Regions from separate parts of the Homo sapiens genome. Here region 1 is linked to region 2. Evidence: chromatin contacts called from ENCODE Hi-C or POLR2A ChIA-PET data. All regions are on one chromosome and are shown on one strand. The core of a region is the stretch at or near the end of the contact, and the rest is flanking DNA. Distances in the headings are between cores, read along the strand shown.

Region 1 (2,700 bases), core at 61-2,560, 1.3 Mb after region 2:
GTGACCACTGACAGAGATTGAGCCAGACTTTTTTTTTAAAAAAGTACTTCTTGTTTGTTTGTTTTAAGCCCCCGAAGAAACTCACTGACACCACCCAGCGTCCCTAGGGATCACCCATAACCACACAGGGCAGCTGAGGGCAAGCACAGAGTCACAGACAGACAGCAGGGAGCGTGCCTGGTTCTACAACCTTGGCCTCCACGCGGTTCTTGCTGCCAAAGGCAGCGACACCGGAGGTGAAGGGCACCAGCCCTGGCCTAGGACTGGGGTGCGCGTGCCTGACAACGGGGCTTCCCGAAATACACAACCACCTCCTCCTCGCCCAGACCCATATCCATCCTGGCGTCCCTTGAGTCTAGAGAAGTGGGTTAAGACAAGGGAAGAAAATCCCTTACAGAAGAGGAGATCCCCGTTTTCAGTGCTGGGGACTCTCGGCACCCGCGTCCCTGTGCTTCTGGTGGTTCCGGCGCTTCCTCGGAGCGCGCGGCATGTCTGCTCCTACACGTCCAGCACCTCTGTCCCCAGAGCAAACCCACCTCCCAGGGCACACGCAGAGGGGCAGTCAGGCACCGCCTCCACCCTGCCCCACCCAGGCCGCGCGCACCCCGGAAACCTGGACTCCGCGACCAGCTCCCTCCTGTTCTTTTCCGAGGACCCCAGCGGCAGTGTGTCCTGGACCCACCTGTAGCCTCCAAGCTCCCCCACCTCTGCGTCCTTCCTAGGCGCTTCTGAGCCTGCAGAGCCTACGACCCCCAACAGGCTGCTCCGAAGTGCCTCTCCCTACATCGCTCCAGGAATGACTCCCCTACACCCGTTCCCCGCAAAAAAAAGTTGGCCCAAGATCCAGGCGTCCCAAGGATCAGCCCAGGTCCCCATCCGACGCGGGCCAGGGGGTGCTGCTCTGGCAGCTCCGGAGCCCCGGCAAAGAGCAACCTGCAGGGAGGCGCCACGCGCGGTTCCCACTACCCGCCAGAGACCCGGTCCATGGGGCCAAACGGAGGGGCCTGTGCCGGTCGACACCCCAAGCCCTGTCGCGCCCCCCCCGCCGCCTACCGTATGGGACCGGCGGAGGAGAAGGCGCGGTCGCGGGCTCCCTGAGGCAGCGTGTTCCGTCCCGGGAGGAAAGTTTGTGCCATACAGAGGAGGCGGCGCGGGGAGGACTTGGGCGCCGGTGGGTGGAGGCGTGGGCGGTGGCGCCGCGTGGTCGTGTGTCTGTCCCTCCGGCGATCGGTGCGTCTGTCCCTCGCCGGAGCCCGCGGCCGCCGCGCTCTCGCTCGCTGCGCCCAGCGCCCGGCGCGCTCCGGCTCCAGCCCCGACGCGCCCCCGCCGCCGCCGCCGCGCGTCCGCCGGCTACACTTCCTCTTCCTCTGAACTCATGTGCAAAATATGCTACGCTGCATCTTCAGGGAAAGCCTCGCGGCCCCTGACAGCAGCCGCTGGAGCGGTGGGCCCGCCCAGCTCTCCCCGCGCCCCCTCGGAGTTCCGCCCGGTCACCTCCACGCGGCCGAGCTGCAAGCGACCCTGGCAGCCTCAGAACCCAGGGGTCAGGGGCTCATCGATCCTCCCTCCCAGCCCCTCCTAATCAAGGTTGTGTGCTGTCAGGAAGAGCGCCTGGGAGACAAGGATCCTTCAAGATTTGAGCCAGGATGCTGAAAGGGCGACTGCCATCAAGGTGCTGATGGCTGGGGGTGGGGTTGGGGCCGACTTGAGAGAGGACCATTTCTCGACCCCATTCCACAGGTGGGAGCATCCCTAAACATCTCAGGTGCTGCTGAAATTCTCTCTTGCGAGTTAGTGCTTCAGGGAAGGGTAATGCCACTGTCTCCGTTGCCATCCCTTGGTCTACCTACTTAAGATGTCCAGAGGTTTGAGAAGATCTGGAGAATCACCTTGCGTGGCAACTTGAGGCACCCAGGGAGAAAATTATATAAAGAGTGAAGCACTAGTAAACCAGGCTGCATTAGTAAAGTGAAGATGTGAGGCAAGGAGCCATTAGAAAATATTTTCTTCGTAAAACTAAACCAAGCAGAATTACAGTGTAGGGGTTAAGAGGGGGAACTTTAAAGTCAAATAATCAGGGTTGGATTCCTGGCTTTAGTACTTACTGGCTGTGTGACTTTGGGTAAGTGACTTAACTGCTCTGCGCCTATTTGTCACATGGCACTTCTTCGTGGGTTATTATATGTAAAGTGTTTAGCAACCACTCTATAACTTAGCTATTATCATTATTTTAAGGGGGCTAGAACAAGAAGGGTGAGATAATTTAATTAATTATCTCCATTTTCTAATTGGGCAAAGAAGACCCTGTGTGGGCAAAGTTAAGCACTGGAGCACACAGGGTGGAGGGCTGGTTTAGGGGCCCAGCAGTGTTTCGATGAGGTCCTTCTGGCACTAATAACACTCCTCCAGCAAGTAAGGAAGCACTATTTTGTTTTCAGGGACTCTTCCTGTTACCACAGCTTCTCAGAGATTTTCTTCCTTATTTTCTCTTTCCATAGCCTTTCTAGTTCTGTTTTGCTCCCCCTCCCTCACCACTGTTTTGTTTTTATTTGTTTTTCTCCTTTCCCTTTCCACCCCACCTTTTCCTGGTGTCACACTCACCACCACTATCCCCAGTGTCCCCCATTTCCCCCCTACACTTGAGCTTGCCACATGAAAGAAAATAAGACCAGGTGACCACGTAAGTCCAGGTTCAGACAG
Region 2 (2,700 bases), core at 1-2,500:
CACATTAGATATATTTAAGTAGTGGAGTTGACTCATTCAACATTTTAAAATATTTGTTGAACACCTGCTCTGGAACAAGGCTTGCGCTCAACGCTGGGATCAAAGTGGTAAAGACAGGAAGCATCCCTGCTTCAGCTATAAAACTGTAGTTGCTACCTTTGAGAGCCATCTTTGGGCCAGGCACAAAATCAAATTCTGTGTGTCTTTATAACAGCCTGATGAGACCGTTGTTATTAAGAACTTCACTAAATGTGAAGAAATACACTTAAACTAAGAAATTAGAGTCCCATTTTAAATGCAGGCCAAATGACTGAAAAAAAATTTAGAGTATAATTAAAAAATTAAAAGTACACACTTAAAATGTAGTTTGATAAGTTTTGACAAACGTATATATTTTTACACCACCATTGAGATATAAAACATTCTCATCATCCGAAAAGATTCCTTTGTATCCCCTTCCCAACCACTGATCTGCTTTCTAACATCGTAGTGTTTTCTAGTGTTTCTTATAGATGGAATTATACATTATGTACTCAATTCTTACTTCTTTGACTCAGCATGAATTTGGTGGTGCCCATCACTAATTCATTTTTATTACTGCTGACTTCAGACCTTTAGGGGAGAGAAGACATAAATCAAATAATCACCTAATTAAGTATTTAATTACAACAGCATCAAGTTAACCTAAGGGTAAGTACAAGTGGAAATACATTACCTTGTTTGTTAACAATTCAATCAATACGACCTTGGTGTACAGTGGGGGGCTATAGGGTCATGATTCAGCTTGTGGAAAACAAATGAAAATAAATGTTAGCGAAGAGTGACTCTAAAGAACCTCTGTCCTCACGGTAATTTTTTTAATGTGTCAGATGCTGGTGGGAGGCATTCTTCCTTAGCTCTTTACTCCCATCCCTTACACTTAACAGAGGAAAGGATCTGTAAGGCGCGTACCCCTCTACTGCCCACTGTCGACGAAAACAGCCTCGCCCTGCACCGCCACCGCCACGCATAAGGCGGTGTGTGGGCAGCTCGGACGTGGCACCTGCCCTCAGCTGCTCAATCCCGGGCGCCGCGACGGTCACGTGCACAGCGGCAGGCCTTTTTGCCCCGCCCCCGCGGCCCGGCTCCTGCGTGGGCCCGGCCCCGCCCACAGCCCGCGCAGTCCCGCGAGCCTGGCCTCGGCGGCCCCAGCTTCTAAGGAGCTCGTGAGGGCCAGGCTGCGCCTGCGTCGGGCGGCTGGTGGGCGGGGCGAGGGCCGCTGGGGCCGCGAAGTGGGGCGGCCGGGTGGGCTACAAGCCGGGTCTGGGCTGAGGGGCGCGGCTTCGCGGTGGACCCCAGCCCGGCAACGGGAAGGCGAGCTCTCCTCCACCGTCCAAAGTAAACTTTGCCGCTCCTTCCGCGGCGCTCCCGAGTCCTCGCCGCCGCCGGGCCGCCGCAGTCCGCGAAGAGCCGTCCTGCGTCAGGGCCTCCTTCCCTGCCCCGGCGCGGGGCCACTGCGCCATGGACGCCACAGCACTGGAGCGGGACGCTGTGCAGTTCGCCCGTCTGGCGGTTCAGCGCGACCACGAAGGCCGCTACTCCGAGGCGGTGTTTTATTACAAGGTAGGGCCGGGCCCGGCGCTTCGGTCGGAGTTGCTCAGTCGGAGTGCGGCCCGGGCCTGCGGCCGAGGGGCGGGATCCGGGTGCGGAGGCTAGCGGCCCCGGCTTTGCTTTTCCCTCGTCCGCCTCCCGGCCCTCCTCTTGTTGGGAGCGGCAAGCCCGAGTGCAGAGGCCGACGCTGAGGCTGCGGGGAGGCTGGGTCGCGGCTTGCAGCCGCCGCTCCTCCACCTGTAGTCCTGACTGGCAAATGCCCACCGTTGAGCCGCTTTGGGGGGCAGGTGTTAGATATGGGTAGTTAGTAGCCAATTCTTGCTGTCACTTGACTCTGATTTACAGCTAGCGGGAAATGGCCTGTGATATATATCAAAATAATGCATGCTCGTTAAATAAACTTAAAAAGAATAAAAACCATCTCCTGTCATAGCATTTGACATACAGTCATGCGTCCTTAGCGATGTGATATTTTCTGAGAAATGTGTTCTTAGGCCATTTTGTTGTTGTGCGAACACCGTAGAAAGCGCTTACACAAGCCTGAATGGTACAGCCTGTTCCACACCTAAGCTGTATGGCATGGCCTGTTGCTCCTAGGTTACAGGCCTGCGCAGCGTGTTGCTGTACTCAGTGGTGTGTGCAGTTACATGCAGTGGTAAGTATTTGTGCATCTAAACATAGAAAAGGTACAGTAAACATGCAGCATAAAAGATAAAAAAAAAATACTACACCAGTGTGGGGCACTTACCCACAAAAGGAGCTTGCAGGACTGGAAGTTGCTCTGAGTTGGTGAGTAGTGGTGAGTGAATGTGAAGGCCTGGGACATTCACTGCTCTACTCTTGTAGACTTTATAAGCAGTGTACCCTTAGGCTACGCTAAATTTTTTTAATCTTTCTTCAGTAATAAACTAACCTTAGCTTACGGTAACCCTTTTACTTTATAAACTTCTAAATTTTCTTAACTTTTTAACTCTTTTGTAATAGCTTAAAACGAACTTATTGTGCAGTTACACAAACATTTTCTTTATATCTTTATTTGGTAAGTTTTTTTGTTTCTTTTTTTTTTTTTATTCTTTAGTTAAAAACTAAGGCACACGTTAGCCTAGGCCT

Evidence for each region. Hi-C counts contacts between places; a loop is a spot of excess contacts on that map. ChIA-PET counts read pairs that join two places held with the same protein, here RNA polymerase II (POLR2A). Pooled maps may share reads with other maps.
Region 1: a loop to region 2 is called in a pooled map, with 10 times the contacts of the local background. The contact joins the promoter of RFTN1 here to the promoter of CAPN7 in region 2. A Hi-C loop is called at or near these places in 2 of 37 single-sample maps with no recorded cell type and 8 of 50 pooled maps. POLR2A ChIA-PET finds 5 or more read pairs at or near these places in 2 of 52 experiments (HEK293 and activated T-cell).

The regions. Positions count from the first base shown.
Region 1 is chr3:16,512,389-16,515,088 of GRCh38, forward strand. RFTN1 (raftlin, lipid raft linker 1) reads right to left here and starts at 1,311. Exons shown (of 10, transcript NM_015150.2): 1 at 1,054-1,311. RefSeq lists enhancers at 1-160, 711-790 and silencers at 1,081-1,440, 1,471-1,540, 2,694-2,700.
Region 2 is chr3:15,204,996-15,207,695 of GRCh38, forward strand. CAPN7 (calpain 7) reads left to right here and starts at 1,251. Exons shown (of 21, transcript NM_014296.3): 1 at 1,251-1,602. The coding sequence starts at 1,501. It also overlaps the pseudogene COL6A4P1. RefSeq lists a silencer at 957-1,476.